Regions from separate parts of the Mus musculus genome. Here all the other regions are linked to region 2. A link is a loop called in an ENCODE intact Hi-C map of the cell type or tissue named here. Cell type or tissue: left cerebral cortex. All regions are shown on one strand.

Region 1 (5,000 bases), 400 kb after region 2:
TGAGGGCATAGTTGTAACACTGAACGGCAGAAAACCTCAGAATCAAAGTTTTCTAAAATGACATTTAGCAATGGTCCATTTTCTCCATATGCTCTTTTATAACTTTCACAGTAAGAAACTGTCACCTCAATTTTTTTTTCTACACGAGCTCTTATTGGGGAAATTATGAATATCTTCTAAATTGATTTACACATTGAAGTTTTATATTTAAGCTGGCTTTCTGAAATCTGGGAACCACACTCAACACAGAGAGGAAGTTAGCATCATTTTAGTCAATTTTCCACACAGACATATGTTGTGCAGTCTTAATACTGAGTATTCAGCTTTGAGAAATGTATTTTAAGGAATAATCAATCATATGTCTTCTCAATTTTTATGAGCAAACTCTGTCCCCTTGAGTGGAAGACTTAGCATTTAGCAGGCCATAGTCTGTAGCATAGCACACAGTAGCAATAACCACAGGTGGATGGGCACATAGGGAAAGGGGCAAATGCCTCACATAGCCTCACAAGGTAGAGGGGCAAGGCAATATTTTCTCAGTCTGTTCTACAAAAGCAGAACCCTCATGACCGACTCCTCAGACATTCTTACTTTATAATATCAGTACCTTGAGGGTTAGCTCTTAAGACATGGCTTTTGAGAGACATTATCAATGACATCATAGTAATCATCCCCACCCTGAAGAGTGACAACCTTGGGCCATAAACCGATACTCCTTTCCATACACTTAATCATCTGTAAGTACAGCCCATACTGTCGCTCAAGAGTTGCCACATTGGTTATTCACACATTATGGCCTCTTCTTTGGTCTTCATAAAAGCCCTCCCTCCCCCGCTCAAAGAGTCACAATTTATTTATTGTTCTTTCTTGAAATAAGTACAGTGGTTAAAATAACCTATGCAATTTTGTTCCCAAGAAGGAATCACTTGACAGTTAACAATCTTTCCAGTGTTCTTTCCCAGTGATTCCCATGTTTATTATATTACTTGACATTTGTCAGTGACTGTAAGGGTAGATTAGTGTTAGCTCTAACTCTTAGAAAAGAGAGGTCTATACCTGGTAATCAAGAGTCTGGGCCATCATCAGCATAGAGAAGGGCTAGAAGACCTTGAATCTCACCTACCTCTGTCCAAATCTATAGTTCTTTAAACAAAAACTTAGAAAACCATTTGTTATACCTAGTCCTTCCTAAGGCCTAAGCTGTACCTGTTTGCTTTAATGACAGATATACTTAGACAAAGAAATGAACACACAGCATTGGCTTTTGCAAATTCCCAATTTTTATTGAGAGCCCAAGTTCCAGATGCCAGATGGGAGGTTAGATCCATTATTACATTTACTCTTTTTTTTTTTTTTTCTCAAGAAGGGCAGTCATTTTCTTTTCTTTTCTAAGTTCCTACTCGAAGTTGTCAAAACAAAATGAAGAAACAAAGAAACCACCAAGAACACGAATGTGGTGGTTTGAATGAGAACAGCTTCTATAGGCTCATGTGTTTGAAGACTTGGTCCCCATTTGGTGGAACTATTTGGTGAGGACTAGGAGCTGTGGCCTCGTTGGAGGAGGTATGTCACTGGCAGCTGGACTTGAGGTTTCAGAAGCTCACACCAGTCCTGCTGTCTCTTCTTCTGCCGCGTGACTCTATTTCAGGTGGTGAGCTCTCAGCCACTGCTCAGTGCCCAGCCTGGCTACCCGGTGCCAGGTTTCCTGCCATAATCACCATGCTTTGGAAACTGTAAGCCCCAAATAAGCTCTTTCTTCTTGGAAAGACAAAGTTGCCTTGGTTCATGGTGTCTTATCACAGCAATAGAAAAGTAACTAAGCCTATTCAAGGAGGGCTGTGCATGACTAAAAAGTGTCTGTCTTCACTCCTGGCTATTGTTTGCTGTTTTTATAGTATTATATTGCTGCTTATCCCAAGTTTTTAGAACATAAATATTTAGATATATGTTTTTAGCCCTTTTAATTATAGCGCATCGGCGACAGGTTTGCCTGCGCTTCATCAAGGGGAGCAAAGGCTGTATTTACCTGGCTCCTTGCTGCTGTATTTTCTCCCTCTGCTTGTTTATTCTGTTAGAGCATGACTCTCATGTGGTCTGAAGGTATGGGTACTCCATCTCCTCATCACTGCTCCTCTGCTTGGCTACAAAACCACGACAGAACACATGAGCAGAAGAAAATGCCATCCTGTCGTTTCTTGGCTTTCCTTGCAACTGCTCATCTGGCGTGTTAATGAAAGAAGGTGAGAAGGTGAAAAGAAAAGAAAAGAAAAGAAAAGAAAGGGAGGGGAGGGGAGGGGAGAGAGGAGAGGGAGAGGGAGAGGGAGAGGGAGAGGGAGGAGAGGGAGAGGGAGGAGAGGGAGAGGGAGAGGAGAGGAGAGGAGAGGAGAGGAGAGGAGAGGAGAGGAGAGGAGAGGAGAGGAGAGGAGAGGAGAGGAGAGGAGAGGAGAGGAAAAAGGAAAGGAAAGGAAAGGAAAGGAAAGGAAAGGAAAGGAAAGGAAAGGAAAGGAAAGGAAAGGAAAGGAAAGGAAAGGAAAGGAAAGGAAATCCCTAACTAGCACACATTTAGTTGTATGGAAAGATGATAGTCTCTGCATCTAACAGAGTATCCTGAGATCAAGGGGGTCCTCATCCTTCCTTCTCCACTCCTTCCTTTTCTTCCTGACTCATCCTGACAACCAGCTTCTCCACTTGAAGGCAGTCTCAGGACGTTTACTTTCTGATGGTGGCATGACAGAGAGCCTCCAGTTTCTTCAGCAGCAGCTCGTGGTTCTGAGATGCACACAGAAGCGATGTGGGTGGTTCTTTAGGCTGCTACATCGCTGGTGGAACATATCACAAGCAGCCATTTCAGACCTCACACTGCAGCTGCCAGAACCTGGGCTGCAGGGCTTGCAGGCCACCAAGCAAGGCAGAGCCACTGCAATACAAAATGCCTTAACACTTCTTAGGAGAGACAGCAACAGCTGGTGGAATTCTAAAGCTACTCTCTGAATTAGAATGAAATCGTGTAGCCAGATCAGTCCCTAAATATCTTTAATTACCCAGCATTCTAGCCCTGTGGAATGATCATCCCTGCACATGCTAAATTGACATGGGGCCCAAACTTGGGCCCCAAACTCTAAAAAAGAGTGACGTTTTTTTTTTTTTTTTTTTTTTTTTTTTTTTTTTTTTGCTTTGCCAGTTCCTGAATAAAGGAACCACTGTCCATCACCCTGAAAGTGGGGGTTGGGTCTGATGAACCACGGCAAGTTAAAGGAGCAACCTCAATGTGCAACCTCTTTGGGACCCAACGGCTGTCTCAGAGCGAGCCATTGCTTCTTTAATGTTCTGTGTCTAGTGTAACTAGGAGCACATTGACTGTTGCAAATTGAGATCTTTCTTTGAAGTTTAAATATGCCACTTTAACTGTGTTCTCATCTTCTACATCCCACTGAATGAATAACCCAAATTACACAGAACAGCAGCAAATTGGCTCATCACAGCCCTGTTATAATTTTAAAAGAATAAAGATCTGAAAAACCAGAGAGTCTGAAGGAACTAGTGACGCCTGCTAAAGAGTTGACAGGTCTTTCCTCAGAAGGACGTGGATTCGAAATTCACCCTTGGTTTGTAGAGATCAAGAGTCATTTACATTTTGTGTCATGTTTCCATGTATCCTTAGTATAGTATTCCTATTAGGGATACTGACAGCTCTGCCTTTGCCATCCCTGATGTCTCCTCCGGGAGCACAAGATACACCCAGCGGCATGTGGGCTGTAGATCATTTCCTCCCATATAAAAGTGATCTTTGCAAACTGAAGTCCAAGGCATCAGAGAATACCTGGCTTTTCCACGGTTAGCTGCCTGCCTCTCTTTTAGCTCCCCAACTCAGAAGGAAACATACAGCAGCTCATTGCCTGGCTGATGAGCTTGGGGCAGACAGAACTTGAAAAACATGTATGCATACCCCCAGGAAGGGCACTTTCCAAACAGCATAATTCTCTCTGTTTTAACAGAGTACCCCTTTGTGTTAATAAAACACCAGGTCACAAGTCAAAGTTTGATTCCATTATTGAGGGTTATCTTTGAACTCTGAATACTGCTGGTACAATTTTCCAGATGTCAGACTCTAGGCCTCCCATTCAAGTTAACAGAAGGATAACTAGCTAAATAGTAATAGCTTCTGTAATCTCTCTCTGGTTAGATTAATACTGATAGTTTCAATCCACATACCACTTCAGCCAGTCAACCAACAGACTCCCAGCATTTAAGATAGATAGATGATAGATAGATAGATAGATAGATAGATAGATATGGTGTTAGTGTTTCATAGGATTCAGTGAAAAAGTACACCATCGATCAGAGATTTGGGATGATTTTGAGACACGAATAAGCATCAACATCTTTATAAGGAAACTGAGTTCCATCTTAGAAGAAGTAAAAGCTGGTGTTGATAAAAGACTTATGTAGAGTACCTCCCACAGGTTGCAAATGACTAAATGACTTCTTCCTCCAGATATGATATGGGCCACCAAGACGGTGGATCAATATGAGGAAGAAGGTCCTTTACATACTACCAGGGTCTGTCTGTGTTTAACACCTGAATGACGCTGAACAACAGTGCTGAGCCACCTGGGTGGCTAAATAGCACCAACACCCACACGAAAGCTTGCCCGGCTCCCTGACCTGACCACGCAGAGCAAGAACTGCCAGCTTCCTGGCTAGCAGGTAGTGCTGAGACTTCTCTAGAGTCTGGGAGGTCCCAAGAAAAGCAATGTCTGCCCCCCCCCCCCAAATGTTTGCTTCTGCTAGGAATCTGAGGTGAGGCTAAAATAGCAACTTCGACCTCTGAAAGAAAGGGGCAGACGACGACGAAGCCTCTTTCTCCTGTAAATCTTTAGAAAGAGCTGCCTTTATGCTGGAGATGTGTGGAAGGAGGCAAAGCAGAGCCTGTGCCTAGGCAGCAGGTTTAAGGCTCAAATGGTATCCCACATCCACCCAATCATCTCTCCTAAGCATTT
Region 2 (5,000 bases):
GCTTGTGGCCTCTTGCTGAACACTCCCCACACACTGTCCATGCCTCTGGTCCTCATCCTTCATGAAGAAGTAAGCCACAAGCTGGTCCTTCAGATAGCTCCTGACCCCAGCTGAAAGGCTGGGGATTTGAAGTCTGGAGTGGCTGTGCATAGCTCAGGGATAAAGCACTTGCCTGGTACCTGTGAGTCCTGGCTTTGATCCCTATCGTGGCCAACAAAAATCCATAAATAAATAAAAGAGTTCTCTGTGTTCTCTCCTCAGGTTGCTGTGTCTCCAACCCCACCGTCTTTCATAACAACTGAAGGGCACCAGGCAAGAATGAAGTGTTGAGCCTCATCATAGCTCTGGCAGTAAGAACATGCCACCCGGCTCTGGGTTTGCAGTGTTCCCACAGAGGTCTAGCCACGAGAAAGAGGAAAAAGCTTCTACAATAGTCAGCATGTGCCCAGAGCAACGGTTGGCAAAATTACAGTTATGAAATAGCAGCAGAAATAATTTTATGGTTGGGGGTCACCACAATATGAGGGACTGTGTTAAAGGGTTGCAGCAATTGGAAGGTTGAGAACCAGTGATCTAGAGAAAGGAAGGATGCTGAGTGGAAGCCCTTTGCCTTCCTTCCAGCAATGCTGTGGCACAGGTTTACTCAAGACAAACAAACCAAACCAACCAAACAAACTGATTGTGAGGTTGGCTGGCAAAGGGGGCAGGGGCACAGAAGAACTCAAATCTTCTCCCCTAGTAAGTATGAGGGTGGAATGTCCCTCAGGCCCTGGCGTGGGGAGCGCTGCTCACAGAGTGGTTAAGCAGAAAGTAGTTAGTTTTAGAACCAATCCGTTGTGCAGTTGTAAGGTGCTCCCCCCCCACACACACACCCGCCACGCTTCTTTGCAGGTTGCATGCATCTTTTTGGAGAAAACTATGTTCTGCCTAGGGCTTTGGAGCTTGTCACGTCAAAGTCATTGGTTAAGTAAATTGGCTGTGCCATTGTGTGATGGTTCCTTAGGAGCCAGTTTCATGATGCTAGAGTAGATTCTGGAAGCTTTTCCTGAAAAGCAACATAAGCTCTCGGTATGGGAGGAACTCATGCGCAGGCCTTTGCTGAGAAAAGGTAGTAAGTAGGTGAGGGTAGGAGTCGCACAGGCAGGCAGATTCTGAGCTTCAACTGTGGGCCCTTAGCCCATCTGCAGCGCAGGAGGGTGCCACTCTGATAGCCTGTGGCACTTAGTGGGTACAAATCCCAAAGCTCAGAGCAGAAGTTCAATTTGTCCGGATCACCTGGCCTTGGCCCTGCTGCAGGGCCACCTGGTCTCTCCTTGTGGACCAGATTGGCAAAGGACAGAGATCTGGAGAAGAGGAAATCTCAGCACACATGCGCAGCACAGCTTCCTAGACTTTGCTCTGCCCCCTTTGCTTCAGGCTTACGGACTAGGTAACAAACGAACAGACAGCTTTCACTCTGGAAAACACATCAAGAGAAGTCGGCTCTTAGGATGCTTGCTGTGCCCCTCATTGCTTGCAAACCTTCTCAGTCCAAAGCTGGACCAACTGTAAACCAGGAACAACCATAAGGAATGCTCCTTGGGTGTGCCATTAATCTGCATCTCGTCTAGACTTCCTAATTCCCCTGAGAGGAGAGGGGATCTTATCAGCATCTTCTTTCTGACAAGCAATAAGTTCACACTTATCTAGGCTGATGGCTCTGCAGCTCCCTTCAGTGAGCTGGTGATTTCAGATGTCGTGAGAGGGAGTTCTCTGTGGAAGGATCACATTCGAAGTCCCAAATTAAAACTAGTTTGGTCTGATTGTCTTTGATTTTTATCCGGTGCATAAAATGGCTAGTTTCAGATGCAAAAACATAAAATAAATGGTCGTGCAGCTCTGAAGTCCCTTCTCCTTGGAGACACATCCCGTCAAGCTCTTTGCTGCTGCCGCCTGACGATTTCCATCTGCCACAGTGCTGATCTCTCTTTATTCTTTTCTATTTTCTGTCCTTCTGCTGCGCTTCCCCCAACTCTTACCAAAAAAAGAAAAGCATAGTGACTCTCCCTGTGTCTGTCTCCTCTGTCTGAGTCGTGCACAATTTTAGCATGGATGTCCCTTAACAGTAAGAATAGTTCCTTCACGAGATGACACTCGGAAATCTAGACACGCATATTTAAATGATAAGTTAGAAGCAAGAAAATGACGAAAGTTGTCATTTGTCTCTCCAGTAACAATTTCTTTGCAAATCCCAGCATTCAGACGTAGAATGTGAAGCCTAAGAGACTATCTCAGGCCTCTGGAGAGAGAATGCCTTCCACAAACAATCAAAGATCCTCCACCCTCCTCCACATCCTCCCCACTGCTGCCCCGTCCCTATCCTGTCATCATCTCGTCTTGAGACTACAGAAGAGACTAGTGGAAGACCTATGTTCCAGCATCCCTTGAGGGAGACAAGCAGGCTTCAGGCTCCAGTCAGGAGAGTGCAGGAGTGTGGATGGTTTGAGTGTATCCCAGGGATGGTTGGGGACACTGCAGAGGAGGAGGGTGACCGGGAGGAGACAATGAAAGCTAAGTGTAGCCACTAGTGACGTGTTGGAGGCATTCAAGGGGTTGGAGTCTCCAAGCCTTGGTACCCACTGTATGGAGTATGAGGAAAGGAGTCTGTAGAGTTGTTTTGTTCTGCCTTGTGGGCCCAAAGAGGGTGTGGGTGGTATGGATAAGGACTGGTCACAGGTGGATCTACAGTAATCGATGCCACTTGTTCCCACAAGAGTCTAGTTTTCCCCTTCTGGAAGCTGAGTGGAGTTACTGTGCTGTGTCTGATGAGCACAGTTCAACAGAAGGAACACAGCACGACCTTTCAGTATGTGCTCCCAGAAGATGACCTCGCCTTCTCTCCTGATCTTCTACACTGGTCTCTCCTGAGGCTCCTGCCTGAGTAGCTGAGGAACGCCATAGGTGGGTAACCTGTGGAGATCCCAAAGGGTAGCCTATGGGAGACTTCAAATGAGAGCAGAGAAGCTGGATCAATGTCAGGCCATGAAAACTATTAGGTGACTCTGCTGTGCTGGGCCACTATGTTTGGTGGCTTCTGATGCAGTAGTAGTGGGTGAGTGGGACACAGGGGAAGAGCCGGACCAGGTGGAAAGCACATAGCACACACAAAGAGCTCCCACAATGAAGGGAGCCAGAAGAGATTTGCCAAGGCAGGCTTATGGCAATGCGTATTAGACCTTGTGACAGCAAACAGGAAAGGCCATTCCAAGAGCAGGACACCAGGTGACAATGTTGCCAGGTTTGTTGTCTATATTGTTCAGGGAAGGTTCTGCATTGCCACGATCCTGGCTTCTGGGCTGCGGCTGGGCTTGGCCAATGGGAGACACTGGCAGTTAATGAGGTGGTAGAGATTCAGGCAGTTATGACCTTCACCTCGTTCCTTGGTCTTGTTTTCTGGTGTATCTTCACTTTCCTCGGTCTCTCATGTCACAGCTGCTGCCATGGGCTTTTTGAGCTCACTGAGAAACTAACTATGAAAGTCTGATGCCCTGCTCACCCACCCCAGACTTCAGACTCAAGCATGGATATGTAAAGTGCTCTCTCTCTCTCTCTCTCTCTCTCTCTCTTTCTCTCTCTCTAAGACCTTTCATCTGGGGATGGGCTGACCCCTGTGGCAGAAAGGAGAGAACAAGGAAACAGCCCAGGGAAACTTTCCCAACACCCAACAGAGGCTCCTCTTGTTTATCCCACGGTATGAAATTTTCTGAAGTGGGGAAGAGAAGGTAGAAGGAAGGTCACTCATTGAGAGAAAGTTTAGTCCAGAACTCCAGTAGACTGTCTCAGCTTCCCTAGTTAGTTTCTGCTGGATGTCATGCCCATACATTTGATGATGTTACCTCTGTCTGTTTGCTATTTGGTTTTCCTTGGAAGACTCACCTGAAGGGGTGCTGTTTTGCCCAGTGGAGCATGCCAATTGACTACCTTAGAGAGGTTTCTTTATCCATCTCTGCTGGATATTTTGAGTACTCAACTCAAACAAAACAAAACACAAAACAAAACAAAACACCCTGAGTGCTGTAGAGGATTTTCTGAGCTGTACAGAATGTGTGGGAAGGATCTGTATCCCTCTACCCAGCAGAGGAAAATTCAAAAGGCCCTTCTTGGATCTGTGAGAGCAGAGCCTTCGGCTCGGAGAGCTGACGGTGACGGGGAGGCCTCCTCAGTCTGTCCTCCAGCTGGTCGTATCCCATCTTCACCTGACAAGGACAGGGTGTGCCTCCTGCACTCCTGCACTGTACACAAAGGGACTCAGGTGCCACCGGAGGGCCACTAGGACTATGGATGGATGAAAGAGTAAAACAGAGGTCAGGGAGCTTCTAAAAGGTCACTTTACCCACTGTTCATACTGTCAGTTGGATTGGGAATTCAGTCCACCTCCCACCTAGCCCATACTACCCTGGCTAGGAGAACTCTCAAAGTGTTCATCTTGTTTCAAATTGGAGGCCAGGATGGGCTGTCTCTCCCTTGAGGCAGCTCTGCAGCCTCTTCCCTCTTCCTCGTCAATCTTCCAGGGTGGGGAACTCATGGAGGTGACTGCTGGAAGGGGTCCCCTAGTGAGGATAATGGCGACAGCTGGCCTGCAGATGCAATGTCTGGGGACTGGGGGGAGGAGAGTTGGGGGGGGGGGAGAGGTATGAGGAGGGGGAGGGCGGTCTTTCTAACTCCCATAGCTTACATTTCAGAAAGAAGTGAAGCGGCCACCCTGGGTGTGATGACTCAGATCTGGATCACTAGGACTTTGTCTAGCTCTGAGATCCAAGTGTGGGTGTGTGGGTGTATAAGTGTGTGTACACAAACACATGCTCACACATGTGCACACAACTCCCTGGAGAACTATCAGAATGGTGGGAATGATCTTCTATCCCATCTCATGCATTTCAGCCTGAAATATGAGCAGAATAGTCTAGAAATCTCTTCTGATTTCCCCAAACCAGCAGGTACGACAAGGTGACAAGAAGAAA
Region 3 (5,000 bases), 140 kb after region 2:
TCAGTAGGAGGATGCAGATGGAAGGCAGAGCGGAGATTGTCGGAGATTGTCGCTGTTCCCCTTGCTCTCAGTCACACGTATGCACGCTTCGCCGTTATTAGATGTTCGAGTGCAAGCACACCCCTCCCAGACACGCCTATGTCTCTGTAAACTGCACAACGATCTTCCTGCATTTCTCTGGCAAAGGAAGAAGCAAAAGATGAACTCATTCTCCTCCTCTTTAAAATAGAAAATATCCACATTGATTTCCTCTGACCACAATGTGTGTGTGTGTGTGTGTGTGTGTGTATGTGTGAGATCACTGCAGAAAAAAAAAATCCAACAAAACAAAACAAAACAAAAAAAGGAGTGAAAGCCTGTTTTCTTTCTCCCTCTCTTCCACATCAGAGCACCGTCTTATAGATTTTGTTATACATTCCCCAGAAGTTTTCTGTTTGTACACAAAAGGATACTTGCCTTCATGTTTAAGACTCCAGGCTAATGCACTTGACTGGTGTGAAGACAGGGTTAATGGAGGCTGCTTTCTTCCTCTTGGCAGCTCCAGGTTTGCTGCTGTGATGGGTGAAGTAAGAAGCAGCTAGTCAGAGAAGCTGCAGCAGCTTTAAACAACAGAGTGTGTGAAAGCCAGGAGAGGCACTGTAAAATGACTGGGGAGGGGGGAGGGGTGTGCACGCTCGTGTTTACAGACATGGAGTGCTTTCATGGCTCCACCCTGACAGTGGGTGGCAAGGCCAGGGTGTGTAGGAACATGAACATCCCTTTGTCTGCAGGCCTGGCCTCCACACCTTACAAGAAGAGCCCCAGCTCTTTCTAGCTGCCTTCTTGCTAAAAGGTCATTTTGTCTCGTTTCTCTTATGGCCATTCTGGTCCCCCTGACATGCTGGTCTCAGCTTTGATCTACAAGCCCAGGGCTCTGCAGGGAGCCCAGGCATTGGTAGTGAATACTTACTTGTGTCAGGACTGTCTGGTTAAGCAGAGCGCTGGCAGAACTGTTGGTGTCAGCATGCCACTTTGGGCAATCTCCACTGAAGATTGCTCAAGGAGTGGGCTCCCAATTCTGTGCATTTCCCGAACATTCTTGGCTGGCAGCAAATGTCTTGGTAATGGGAAGAGCCCACAGCAATCAGAAGCCGAGAGCTGATTGCTCTTTAAGCCAGTCTGTCCTAACATTAGCAGCAACCAGGGGCCTGCTTGACTAAGAATGCAGACCTCGAATAATGCGCGAGACTTAGCCCTCACGTATGTATCAGAGGAAGATGGGTTCTGCAGGATTCACCTATAAGAGCAGAACGGGGCATCTCAGATGCATCTGTAGGGGTCAACTCAGAGATTGCATCCTCCGTTACTGCCACACCGATCTCAGAGCTGGCCTCTCTGCTCAGTTATGCTCATTCTTAATGTGAATAATAATTAAGTGTTGATTCTGTGTGGGGTGGCGCCTGGATCCCAGCCTTCCTTCCATCTGGTAAGCCTCACTCTGAGCCCCAGCTTTTGTTGACCGTGGAAGGAAAAGAAGCCTCCTGAGTGTCAGTTACTCCTCCTCTCTGCCTGAGCAAGGTCTTGGACCCCACAGGCTTCAAGAATATGGCTGGACAAAGGGGAAAGAAATCATATTGTCCATATTTGAGCCAGCAGCCACAGGCTCGGGGCCAAGTGCAGCTTTTCCTAGACATGGAGGAACATCTTTCTGCACTACAACCAACCCAGTGTAGTGCTTGCAATCCAGGAAAATGTACAGGGGTACACACTGCAGTAATTCCGTGCTTTTCTTACTTCCTGTCGTTAATTTGGGATGAACTCACATATTTATTCCAGGAACATTGAATTTTGTGCCAGAGAGTTAGCGGAGGCCTGGGAGCAGCGCAGTCAGGATGTTTTGCTCACAGTTGGTACTGAGGAGTGACGGAGGTGATGGGTGGGACCTAGAGGTGTAGCAGAGGAACCTACATTCAGCCAGTGGGTGTGATAGGGAGCCTGGGGCAGAGCTAGAGATTACAGATGTGGTCAAGCCTTTAAGGGACTCACTCATGGTTTCCTGATCTATTTAACAAATATTACAGAATGGAGATTTCATTTTCTCTGAGATGTTGGGCCAGGATGGTGCCCACATCCTAATCTGCAGAACCTGTAAAGAGTTCTTTATGTGACCGAGATGTGATGGAGTTAGGATTCTTCAGAGGGGGAGTTTATCGGGTGGACCCTAAATATCATGGTTTGCATCCAAGAGAGGCAGAGGGAGCTTTGAGACAGACACGGCACGGGGGAGGCGATGTGAAGACGGAGGCAGACTACATTTTGGTCAAATGTTCCCTTTGTGTTGTTGTGACTGTCATCTCATATTTATGGGTGGGTGGCTTAGACTTGTGAGAATAAGGAAATTCTCTGCGTTTGGATTGAGAAGATGAGACAGAGTTTTAGGGCGTGTTCTAGTTTGCTTTGTGTTGCTGTGATAAAACACTGACCAGAAGCCAACTGGGGAGGAAGGGGCTTCGTCAGCTGACATGTCTCGAGTCCAGTCAGTCATCAGGGAAGTTAGGATAGGAGCTCACGGTGGAGCAGAGCCAGAGAACCAGAGGAAGCTGCTCGCTGCTGCTCACTGCTGTTCACTGCTGCTCACTGCTGCTCACTGCTCACTCCCCGGCAATTGTTCAGCTAGCTTCTTTATGTGGCCCAGCCCCACCTCCCCCAGGGATGGCACTGTCCGACAGCAGGCTGGGCCCTCCTGTATCATTGGGCAATCAAGAAAATATCCCCACGGACATGCCCACAAGCCGATCTGATGGAGCCAATCTCTCAGTTGAGGTTATTTCTTCCCAGATGTGTGAGGTTGACCACTGAGGCTAATTGTGCCGAAGACAGGCTGTGTCACTAAATGACTCCAAACTGGCAGGGGTCATTCTTGTATGTATTACTTATCCACTGTGAACTAGGGTGGTGCTGGTTAGTGGGTTCTGCTTATCATTGCCACTTTGGCTCTGGAAGGTTAGAATGACCCTGGAGACTGAGGCAGAGAGAATGAGGTCCACTCAGGGCTTGCCACTGTCTACCCAGTGACACACAGCGTCTTTTCACAGTCCAATGGAACACTGATGACAGAGATGGGCTTCCTGGAAATGGCTGCCAAGTGTAGAAGAGCAAACAGAGCGTTTGGTGACCATTGTTGACTTTGCCATAGACAGGGGATTTACGCTGACTGGAGGCTGCTAATGGCCTCGTATCAGTGTCAGGGAACAGAGCTGTCTCGGGGTCCGTGTCAAGGTCCTGTGGTCAGCATGTCTGCTTCCTCCTCCTTGTGCTTCCCATTGCTGGTTCTCCCTGCAGGGACCCAGGAAGAGGCACCAGGGGTTGATGTGACTGATCACCACCTCTTCTATCCACAGAACATTCAATGGGACACTTTGGACTAACTGGATGAGGTCAGGAATAACATAAAGGTGCTCTGCATATTAACTGAGCAAACATGGCTATGCTGAGCAGAGGCTTAGGGCGGGTTGAGGTCACCCAGAGAATAATACTACAAGATCATGGTCACATTGGGCTGGGAGTGGAAGATCTGAGCCCTGTTTGGACCAGAGAACAACCCAAGGTTCTGCAGCCAGATAGTGGCAGAGCCCACTCTCATGTACAACTCTGTGTCTCTTCACATTGTCCCAGAAGTTCTGCTCCCTGGACTTGGGCCCACAGCAGCGACCCCTGTGTGTCCCCTGTGTGTTCAAGCCTGGGAACAAAACATACTTCATTCATGACAACCACCTCCAGAGGCACTGAGGTATGAAAGCTGCCTAGCTGGGTTTCCAGCTCCTGTGATTCCAGGGTAGAAACACCGTGGAGCCTTGCAGCAGGGAACTGTGCTAGCCTAAATCATCAGAGCTTTGCTGAGAGCAGAGAGACTTTCAGGTTGGCACCATTGAAACTCAAGCAACCCAAAGCACATGTCCTCTCGTTTCAGCAGTCACTGTGCGGTCTCCACAGATGTCTGAGCCCATAGTCCTCTGCACTGCCTGTACCCCTGCTCTCCTGGCTGGGATGCAGCTGTAGAACCCTTCCACACGGCTTTGAGCCAGTTCCTTCAGCTTGGTGATAGGCAACCGTCTTGGTTTTCCTTATCTCTAAAGGACTGTTTCTCAAAGTGGTGTCTTCCATGTCTGGGGGTGCGTATGTGTGTGTGTGTGTGGGGGGGTGAGGGTGGGGGAAGCTTGTACATACATAATGTGTTTGGGATGCTTCCCAAAAATGTTCCTGAACATGAAATATGTATAATGTGTGAAAGTCTCCAAACACATACATATGAAAGCACTCATATTCACACTACACACCAGTCCTAACCATTCTGAGAGAAATCATTACAAAAGTTCCTGGCAGGCCTCCCCCTCCCCCCGTCCCCCGCCCTCCACCCCGCTCCCCCCCCAGACCTGAATCTGACCAGTCAGTTAAACACAGTTTTTCCACAGTTGGCATTTCTTGTCCCAATTCACTTTCTCTTTAGTCTCCCATTGGTACAGCATCCCCTTCCTCTAGAAGGCAAACAGCTGTTGACTAGGCAGGGCTGCGCCTTTTTTCTCTGCCTCTCAGCTTCTGGGGTGGAGGTGGGGGTGGAGCTGCGGACTAAGGGATGGAAGGGGCTTGGTTCTGGTGCTGCTTGCCCAAGGTAAGCTGGGGTCTCACTCCTTAAACTTCCTCTGAGTAGGAAGGCTCCAGTTATACATGGCTGCTTTTAGTTTCCAGAGTAGTGGAGCAGGGGTGTTTGTGTCTCATCACGCCGGTGGACGAATGGCGTGTCCTTCCTTTCTCAGCACAGGCGAGCCATTGCAGTTAATGTTGCTTGGCTCCTGCTTCTGCTCATTCGCATCTTTACAGCATTAGTGCTCATGTGACCAGGGAAACGGAGGGGTATGTGAAGTCTAAGCACAACATCAATGAGCTTTACGAGGGGAAATCTGAACGTGCCCTCATCACAAAGTCCTGCCAGAGGACTCTCTATTCAGCCTTCAGGTCCCCCC
Region 4 (5,000 bases), 370 kb after region 2:
TCTCCCTCTTGAAGCCATTGTCTACGTGGAGTATAAGTGGCTATGCCCACAGGGGAAAAGCCTATACATCCTTAAGGAGTACTTACATTTTGCTTCGGAAAAGAGTTGGAGAGTTAGGTCAAGCTATCTAGTAGAAGTCAGAGGATTCCTGGCATCTCCACATTTTGCCAATACCTAATTTTACTTAACTTACCAGAATTTATCCCTGTACAAATCTTGCTAGCTTGCTTCTTTGGGGGATGATCCTTCCACAGGAATGACAGTGAGCAAATGAGAATCTGTCACAGAGGAGTGTTGTCCTCAGAGGCACTTATGGGAATCCATGGTCAATCCTATAAGGTAGAGCACACCGACGCCATGAAGCAGACAGATGTACTAATCCAGCAGTATTGCAATCCTATTGTGGCACTATCAGTTAACTGCAGCCCCAAAGCCGGGAGCCTATGTTCCTGCTGGATGAGAAGCCTTTGTGGAACTGTGTTCAAGTACCAGTGCAGTCCCCCACAGCCAGGAATGGACTCCAGTCACACAGCAATGCCAAGACACGTCCCCTCAACTCCCCATGAAGTAGTCAGTCCACTCTCCTGTGCTCTGAGTATCCCGTTCAGGTGAACAAGTAAGTGACTGTACTGTGAGGTTTTCCTCACCTTTGGGTCTTCTTGTTCTCTTCATAAATCCTTCCTGAAACCTGAAGCAAATTAGAATCCTGTGGACCTCCTTGTTTTCGACACTGAAGGCACCCCTCGTAGCCAACAGGAGCTCCAGTTTCTATGGCAGAACCAGTGCTCAGCATAGGATTTGCGTGGAAACCTGAGAACTGTGGCTTACTTGACTATGATGTGTCTTTTGTGTCTTTCATGCCTGTTAACGCCTCAGTTCGATTCTGCTCCCTTATTCTGTGAAGTTCGAAACTCCTGAATTTTTTATTCTGTCCTGTGTATGTGGCACCAAACTGAAGATTTCTTGGCCACATTGTAAAACTCTAGTAATTTTTAAAACATCAGAAAAAAGTGAGTGACTGGAGATGGCGTGTAAACAAAGACATCACTTTAGAGGCTCGCCTTTATTTGGTTTCAAACTTAGTGCTGCAGCTGGATTAGACACCGTGGTTAAAGTGACTCTGTGATATATTACTTCCTGAAAGATTTCACCCCATAAAGCCGAGCTGCAATGTTACTGCACACTAAAAACCTCACTTTAGCTTTGATCCATTTTGATCTTTGTGAGTTACCTTAAATATGACAGGTAGGTGACTGTGCTAAGTAGCTTGAAATGACTTTTGATCAAATGTAATAAAATTCTCTGCTGCAGCTTGCTTATCTCATCTCTCCTACCTATCTGGGTGAATTGCCTGTCTTCGGATGTTTCTATGGTGGCATTTTATGCTCTATTAGTACCGGTCTTAGTTGTTTGGGAAGGGCTATTGAGCTTCAACAGGCCCCAGCATGAAGGCTGTATGAGGACAGCCCTCTATTGACTTAGCCCACCCTCCCCTGAAGCCCTCAAAGTGACCCCAAGCCCTCTACATTTCTGTTTTACATAATATTCCTCCGTGTGTGTGTTTGTGTGTGTGTGTGTGTGTGTGTGTGTGTGTGTGTGTGTGGTGTTAGGGACTGAGCCCAGGGCTTTGCTTTGCTTGTGACATGCAAATGTTCTACCATTGACTGTATTCCTGGCCATTGGTGTCTAGGCACAGGGTCTCAGTAAGCCCTGTAAACCTGATTAGAACTTGCTGTCTCCCATGTGTTGGGATTACAGGTCTGTGCCACAATTCGATCTATCAGGTGTTTACTCTGTTTATGTCCCCAGTGCACACACAGGGTGAGAATCCTCATGCTACAATCATGCTAATGACCTGCAGCTTCTTCTGTGTCTTTGTTGAAGACAGTTTCTGGTAAAATGCCCCATTCTGTCAGCTCTGGCCTCATCTTCAATTTTCCCTGTCCATTTAACAAGTATGAGCTGATATTTGTTCTTGGATGAACACATTGCTAAGCCTTGGGGCACAACAGAATGTGAATTGGACAGAGGACGCCTGTGTAGCTTACATCTAAGAAAAGGAGAGCAACAGTGAAGGAACATACAAGAAAGGATCCAGTGAGTGAGCTCAGTAGGTAAAGGCATGACTCAGAAGCTTGGAAATCTGAATTTGATTCCTGAACCTATGTAAATGTAGGAGAGAACAACACCACAGAGTTGTCTTCTAACACACACACACACACACACACACACACACACACACACACACACACAAATAAAAATTAAAAAATAAAAGCCAAATGAGCCATAGCAATGAATATATGTATAATTGAAAACTGGAAAAAATGTTACAACTTATTTTGTGGTGCCTTTGGAAGGGTGCATCTGTGGAGACTGAAGAATGAAAGAATGGAGACAAAACAGAGAAACACATTATTCAGGTTCTCTGTTTACTAGCGTGGTACTAAATCCAATGTGAGCTTGAATAATTTACATGGCCTCTAATTCTTAATTTCTCTAGCGACGAAATAAAGATGATAATGCCATCTACTCTAAAAGCCCTGGGTTTGGACAGATTTATATAAATCACTGAGTGCAATGCAAGTGCTCTGTAAACAGGAGCTGCTAATTATTATTTATTAGGCTGAGGTGTGAAGGCCAGGTGGGGCCAGCCATGCCTAGAGTTGTGAGGGAAAGCATTCCAAGAAGAAAGAGAACAGATCTCTCTTCAAAGCTGCTGGAGCTCCTAGGATCTGTGGAAAGGCCAGTGTCGCTAGGACTGTGCGAGTGAGGGAGAACACACTGGAGGATGGCGTGGGTGGGCACCATATGGTGGCTGCGTGAGCGCCAGCCCAGAGAAGGCAGATGCTGGGTTCCTTCAGAGTTGCTTTCCCCCTAGAGAATGTGAAAAGACAGAGGGCAAAGATGTTGAGAACGTGTGTAAGAGGGTGGTTCTATTGAAAGGCTGTGGAATTCAAGTGAATCAGGACAGGAGAAAAGATGACCCGGACTAACGGAAGGAAGAAACGGGAGAGCCCGAGTGGGCGGCATCCACCCCACAGGAAGGGTGCTTCAGGAAATGGGAGCTTTGGGAAGAAAACAGGGCTTTAGATGTGTTAGATGAGCTTGCCTAAGTGCTGCTGGTGACAAAGGCCAGGGAGTGACTCTGAAATCACATGGGTGAATGGGGTATTGAAGATAATCATAGAAGTGTGCATATATTGGGGGGACTGTCTGTACAGAGTCCTGCTACCAACCAATATGACCGCATTGTCAGGGAAGAGGAGGACGCTCTGGGAACTCAGGCTGGAAGTGACCAAAGGGGCATGAGCAGCGTCGGTTGACGGACAGTCAGGGTTGGGGGAAGCAGTGTTAAGACTAGTGGTGTGAATCTCAGGGGAGGAAGACTAATGGTGTACAAAAGAGAATAGGGTCCCTGTTGTTTGGGGTTTATGAAGGCTTGGCACAGATGGTCTAGACAAAGGGTAGCTTCCTGGATTGCCCAAGTATTTTTTATCATTTATTAAAAATTTTACGCACTATGTTTTGATCATATTCTTTCTCCTCCAACTCCTCCCAGATCCTCCCCAACTCCCTAGCTATACAACTTCATGTCCTCCCTCTCAAACGAAAACAAATCTATCAAAAATGAAAATCAAATCAAAGAAAAAAGAAACTCAGCAACACACACACACACACACACACACACACACACACACACACACACACACACACACACACGGGTGTGTAGACACGCACACCAGAAAAATAAACAAACAAAAAATTTTAAGAGTCTATTTTGTATTACCTAACTACTCCTGGGCTTTATGAAGAATACCTGGAGTGTGGCTGATATCCTCAGTGTCGTTTCACTGGAGAAAGCCGATTTCCCCTTTCTCAGCAAGTATCAGTTGTAAATCACTTCCTGGTAAAGGATGGGATTTTGTGTCCACTTCCCTTTTCAGTCATAACGTTTTTCCTGGTTAGAACCTGTGAGAGTCTTGTGGCTACCGCCACAGTCTCTGTGAGTTCATATGTGCACCAGCCCTGCTGTGCTTGGAAGACACTTTCCTTGCAGTGAGTCATCACCTCTGGCTCTTACAGACTTTCTTCCTCCTCTCCCGCATAGATCCCCGAGCATCGAGGGAAGGGGTTTAATAAAGACTACCCAGTGTCCCAAAGTTCCCCAGTCTCCGTAATTGTCAAGTTGTGGGTCTCACGTTGATTCCCACCGACCGGGAGCTTCTCTGATGACAGCTACGTGACAATTCTGTGGGTAGAAATGTCATTAGGAGTCATTTTGTTGCTATGTTCCTTCAGCAGAATAAGGTTTAGTTCTTATTTTTTCTTTACAAAATATTTCTGATTTTTTTCTACTGGATTTCCCCCCCCCCCCTTCCAAACTTTCCAGTAAATAATTTGTGCCTCTTTTATCTCAAGATCTGTTTTCCTAAAAGCCACTGCGGAGATTCCTATCTCCCCCAAAGGAATGTGGGCCTTGTTGCCTTTGTACTCAGTTGTGGTTGAGACATAATAAGTATGGAATGAGTGAATGAATGAATAAAAATATTTTTCTTTTGCTACCAAATCCTAGAAAAAATAATTATTTATTCACATCAACTAGCTTTATGTATGTTGCATCGAAAGCTCCTTTAGGTGTGAACTTTGGGTACTGCAGAGATATTAGGTGGTGTTGCCTACCTTTTTCTTTTATTAGATTAGATCCTTTATTTTGTAGTTGCATTTAATACAATTTTACTCTATTTTGACTTTAATGGAAATAATTTTTTTTTAGCTTTCAGTCTTGCTAAATGAAAGAAACATTAAAAATTTGAACTATATTATAAACAACCATCAACTTATTAATTCACAGTTTTCCCTTTTTTGTTTTGTTTTGGGTATTCAGAAATCTCATGTTATTTCATCATTGACCCAGTCATATATTTGAATTTATAATAGCATGCTTTATCTCGGTAAGAAAAAGCTGAAAACAGCCAAGTTCATCTCTGTTTTGAGGGCAG
Region 5 (5,000 bases), 270 kb after region 2:
AGTCTTCCTCCCTTTTCTAAGGACCTTCAGTTTTGTTCAGGTCCTCTTTAATCCCCCACACTTCAAGATCATGTTGGTCTTGAGGTCTCCTCTCCAGTGATAGGCAGCACGCATGCCCGTATCCATGCAGCGAGGACAGAGAGAAACCTTGCTTGGGGCTGTTTCAGCTTCTATTCTGAAGGCTGTGACAAAAATACCCAAAGTTAACAACGTAAGGGAGGAAAAGTTTGTTTTGACTCAGTTTCTGTCCACCAAAACTCAGAACATAAGGTGGGTGGCCATTGTGAAGCCATAGACATGAAGCAGAGACTGACACTACTGTGCCGCCACAGGCAAGAAGCAGAGACGAATATGTAAAAGATCCCAGATAATATACCCAGTCGTCCTGCTTCTGGTGACTTGCACCCTCCATCTGCGGTTTTCTGGAGCTTCCACAAACTCCCCAACACGGTGCCACCAGTGGAGGAGAGTCACATGCTCCAGGACATTAGCCTGTGGTGACAGGAAAACATAACAGAGGTCTCTAAGAAGGACCACAGGGTCAGACAGAGGCTGCACGCTGCGCCAACAGAGGCATCTGAAGCCGGTGCCCCTGGCTCACTTCTCTCACAGAGAAAGCCTGAGCACTGAGGTGAGAGGACCCTGGATTCTTGGCTGATTCAAGCAGCCATTCAGGGCCTGCCATTCTGCATTTGTTTCCACGGTGTCTTCTTTTTCTTGGAGCACAGAGAGAATTTTATTTGCGTGCCCCATGGCATCTCGCTGTTTTCCTTCTGGTGGCTTTCAGGGAAGATGACCATTAGACGTATCCATAAAACACACCACACCCACTGACATGCTGGCTTCCCTTGGCCTACTGTGCATATGTCATATCCACTGCTTGACAGATGCACTCTCAGCAGGCCCGGTGCATCACCAGACCTCACCTTCAGAAGCATGGTGTTCCATCTCAGTGTGTTACAGCGTACTGAAATCCCACTTTGCTGCTCGACATGAGGTGCTACCATCGCTCTTCTTCTCTTCCTTCCTCTGCTATTCCTTCCTTCCTTCCTTCCTTCCTTCCTTCCTTCCTTCCTTCCTCTTCCTTCCTTCCTTCCTTCCTTCCTTCCTTCCTTCCTTCCTTCCTTCCTTCCTTCCTTCCTCTCCTTCCTGATTCTTTCATAACAGAAGGGAGATGGAAGTCAAAGGAAGGAAAGAGACTGAAATTTAGTATCCTGATACTGAATCTGAATACTCCTAAATTTGAATAGTACCTTGGGATTATTCTTCATAGAGAAGAACCTAACACCCAACACCTTCTCCTTTCTGCAGGTGGTACTTCTCCGTCTGAGTGTCTTGGCTTTTCCTCTAGGTCCAATAGGGAGGACTCACAGGCATGTTCCTGGACTACAGAGCTCTGACTTTACATGTCAAGGCTTATATCAGTATCCATGTCTATGTGGGAAGATGGGCTTGCCAGGAAGTATAGCTTAGCGTTCCTGCAAGTGAGAGGAGGTACCAAACCGACTTCAAGCCATACTTCTGCTAGAGTGGTTTGCTGAGAACACTCATCAGCCAGTCTCATCTCTAGTAACCACAGCAGACTTCAAACTCTGTCATTCGGGTGTATGGGGAGTCAGTCAGTCTTCCACACCTGAACTGCATAATTTCATCAGTGCCTGGTGGACAGGCTTTCCTCTGTGTAGCTATTCCTCCTCCGTCTCTCTCGCCAGCAGACCTCCCCATTGTGGTTCCTTCTTGCTGTGACAAAGTCAGGGATTAAAGCTGCCCCCCAGTCCTATTCCAGGAGCAAAGCCTCCCAGAAATGGTGCTCGCCTCCTTGTTGAACGGTGAGAAAGACAAAAGGCAGTTCCAGAGCAAGCATGTTAAAGAACCCTGATTCCAGAGTTGGACCCTTGGACACTCCCTTGACACCCTGGTTCCATAGTTTCTCCCTTGTATGTTACCCAGTTGCTTCTTAGCTTTTATTTCCTGTGTGACTTATTTACTTCATTTATCACTGGGAAAGGGCACGTTTTTGTATTCTCTGAATGTATCCTAAGTACTATGGGAATAGATAACCAGCAAGCATTGACTAGACTCAGCTCTCAACCTTCTGCTATTCAACTCTATGGATTTAAATTACTTTCTAGCTGACGTAAGGAAGCATTCTTTATATCCATCTAGAGAAGTGGCCCATCCTCCCCAAGTGACAGTGTAACCTGGCACTTCTTGTTTACTTTTGGTTTGCTTGACAAACCTCAAGCACTTCTTTTGCTTTTGCAAGTGGTCATGGCCTTGCGTTTATAATGAAAATGAAACACACGTGTTACAACATGAGTCAAAAAGTCAGAGCTGAACATGTTTCTTTGCTTGGCAACATTTTCCTTCACTGCACACACAAGCATATATTTTAAAAATTCACATGATACTGCCATCTGACTCATCAAATATTAATAAAAATAGAAAATTATCTTTTTTCTCAAGAAATATCTTCTTTCTACCACAATTGTAAGGAAGACCATTTGATTATTTCTAAGCTTTCCACACCACTCACGATGTCCCTGCAGAGAGACTTCAGTGTCACCAGCATGGACGATTACTGTCACATGTTACTGTGAGCAAAGGTAAGCAGGTATCTTAAGCTAGATAGTATATCTATTTCCAATGTGATTTACTTTTGCTTGAATCCTTGAGTTGTTGAACTGAAGTTGATAGCAATGTTTCACTGTGGCTGAGGCTTAATGAAGAGAGCGATATGAGGAAAACTATAATTCCTGGCCTTGGGACCTGTATGGAAAATGTGTTAGTCATCTCAGGCTCACTCACAGAAGCCAAATTTGTTATGCTTGTTTCAAATGCATTTTAATTCTGGTTTCTGAGTTGGCCCCAGTGTGGGAGGTTTACGTGTGACCGGAAAGGATGACTAACTGCCTGCTATCAAAATGGCCATCTGTAGTAGAAAACTCAAGGATTTAAGCAAAGAAAGCTGGAAATAGACTACTAGAGAGATGAGTTGTGGGGCTTGTTCTGAGGTCTGCTTACCTTTGCTTGGCAGTAACCTCATGGACAAGGTAAGCAAGGACAGGAGCAGGTTTTCTTCCTACTGTCACGCACTTGTCCTTGGGACCCCATTATGTTGCCTTCTGTCTTCTAAGTCCAAGGCTCCCAGAGGTGGTGTGTCTTTCAGTTGCACTGGGTGCATCTCATCTTCCTGATGGGAACTGCATCACTTTTATAATGGGAATTGAGAAGAGGCACTGCATATTGTACTAGACCATCCCCATACCCAACCTTGGGGGAAATTCCAGCATTCTCAGTGGGAAGGATTGCAACTAAAGGAAATGGGGTCATCTTTTACAATCTTTCAAAAAGATATGGAGCCGCCTCCCTCAACTCCGAAATCCCCTTCAACCTTGAGAAAAAGGGCAGTGGGCAGCCTGGAGCAGAGATGGGAGAGTTGTGGAGAAGCATGCTAGCAATGGGAGGGTTTCCGGAGGCAGCATGCCACTCATCTTGATCACCAATGAAAACAAGTCTGTAGAAGGGAATGTAGAGTCTCTAGGGGGCATGGATTTAAGTACCACTGTAATGGTTAAGCCCCAAGGGGGACTAGCTCTTTTCTTGGGAGATCTAGTACCTACAATTGGAGAAGGCAATGCTATTTCAAGACAGTGAACACTATCATTTTCAGGGACAAAATTCTTATTTAAGAATAGTTAAAACAAACAAACAAACAAACTAGCTGAAATCTATAACTAACTTAGTATCAGAGTATTGAATGTGTCCTTCCAAAAAGATATGTTGAAGCTCTAACCCCAACTCTCCAGGATATGACTGTATTTTGGAACTAATGTCTTTCCAGTGTGATCATTAAGGCAGGCCTTGATCTAGTAGGACTGGTGTACTGTTAAAAGGAGAAATTTGAACACAGGTATGAAAAGTCTCCATGAGCTGAAAGTAGAGATTGAAAGAATGCATCTAGCCAGCCAAGAATTGGCAGAGCTCTCCCCCAAACCACTGGAAGCTTGAAGTGAACCCTAGACTAGGTTCTCTCTGCTTCTTTAATCAACCCCGGGTGGCACCATTACCTCAGACCACAGCCTTCAGAGCAAAGAGACAATGTAGTCTTTTGTAACTATTGCAGAAGTCCCAGACATTAACACAGGTGGTAAAATAAACCAGAGAAATAATTCAACACTGAATGAAGTGTTCCTGGTGAGTTTTCTGTTGTGTGGAATTGTGCACTTGAGGGATGGGTGAGGAAGACCATATCTGAAGTCTTTCTCGAGATCATAATCACGGTGATTGCTTGTCCTAACACAGGACACTGAAAAGGAGCTGGCGAGTACAGGCATCATCAAGTGTGACCACAATATGCAGGACTTCTACCACGCAAGACTCAACTCTGGTTGTGTGCCTCCTATAGGTTTTGTTTGTTTGTTTGTTTGTTTTTCGAGACAGGGTTTCTCTGTGAAGCCCTGGCTGTCCTGTCCTGGAACTCGCTCTGCAGACCAGGCTGGCCTCAAACTCAGAAATCTGCCTGACTCTGCCTCCTGAGTGCTGGGATTAAAGGCGTGCGCCACAACGCCCAGCTCTCCTCCCATAGTTTACCCCCTTCCTTGCCATGCAGCTTGTGTCTTTCTAGAGGTTACACCTGCTTTACAGGTGGCTCGATTTTCTTAGCTGGCTTCCTAGGTCAGAGCAATTTAGGAAAAAGAGAGAAATTAGTGTAATTTTCAGTCTCAAGCTAAGTCTTGATATTATTGCTGCAACCTTAGCCATCAGTTTCCCTGAGGTATGAAAATGTTCACCATCAGGCGAGCGCCACAATTGCCTCCTCAGCCTCATTATCTTTATTTCTTTCGGTTGAGAGTTTCGCTTCTGGTGAGCGGCAGATCATACAGATGGATGACAAATACGGCGCGGCTTGCTCTTAGTGGATCAGTTTTAAGGTAATCTGTTTTCATCACATCGAGAGGTCGGCCAGTCAGTTAACATGAAGAAAATATTAAGGGCAA

The links. A loop is a pair of places that touch in the nucleus more often than their neighbours do. Peaks named below come from ENCODE experiments on the same cell type or tissue, not always from the same donor. Only the 100,000 strongest peaks of a DNase experiment are listed, where the experiment ranks them.
Region 1: a loop joins it to region 2, with 6 times the contacts of the local background. A loop is called at or near these places in 5 of 42 quality-filtered maps.
Region 3: a loop joins it to region 2, with 2.3 times the contacts of the local background. A loop is called at or near these places in 4 of 42 quality-filtered maps.
Region 4: a loop joins it to region 2, with 2.6 times the contacts of the local background. A loop is called at or near these places in 2 of 42 quality-filtered maps.
Region 5: a loop joins it to region 2, with 6 times the contacts of the local background. A loop is called at or near these places in 2 of 42 quality-filtered maps.

What each region holds. Positions count from the first base shown.
Region 1 is chr4:33,918,102-33,923,101 of GRCm38, forward strand. No RefSeq gene overlaps it. Among named protein-coding and RNA genes, the nearest start is that of Cnr1, 4.0 kb to the right of the region's middle. In left cerebral cortex, no CTCF peak of the experiment used is centred here; DNase peaks (open chromatin) are centred at 2,800 and 3,526; H3K27ac peaks cover 1,157 bases.
Region 2 is chr4:33,519,161-33,524,160 of GRCm38, forward strand. It overlaps Gm52726 (a long non-coding RNA gene), which reads left to right. Exons shown (of 3, transcript XR_003955376.1): 3 at 262-2,061. Among named protein-coding and RNA genes, the nearest start is that of Gm52726, 12 kb to the left of the region's middle. In left cerebral cortex, no CTCF peak of the experiment used is centred here; DNase peaks (open chromatin) are centred at 2,003 and 4,783; H3K27ac peaks cover 1,984 bases.
Region 3 is chr4:33,663,144-33,668,143 of GRCm38, forward strand. No RefSeq gene overlaps it. Among named protein-coding and RNA genes, the nearest start is that of Gm32955, 63 kb to the left of the region's middle. In left cerebral cortex, a CTCF peak has its summit at 2,606; DNase peaks (open chromatin) are centred at 8, 581, 1,457, 1,867 and 1 more place; H3K27ac peaks cover 250 bases.
Region 4 is chr4:33,891,247-33,896,246 of GRCm38, forward strand. It overlaps Gm33105 (a long non-coding RNA gene), which reads right to left. Exons shown (of 5, transcript XR_390460.2): 4 at 3,818-4,249; 5 at 2,282-2,874. Among named protein-coding and RNA genes, the nearest start is that of Gm33105, 11 kb to the right of the region's middle. In left cerebral cortex, no CTCF peak of the experiment used is centred here; DNase peaks (open chromatin) are centred at 2,072, 2,813 and 4,033; H3K27ac peaks cover 1,061 bases.
Region 5 is chr4:33,792,789-33,797,788 of GRCm38, forward strand. All of the region lies in intron 3 of Gm33059 (a long non-coding RNA gene), which reads left to right. Among named protein-coding and RNA genes, the nearest start is that of Gm33008, 3.7 kb to the right of the region's middle. In left cerebral cortex, no CTCF peak of the experiment used is centred here; a DNase peak (open chromatin) is centred at 2,879; H3K4me3 peaks cover 50 bases.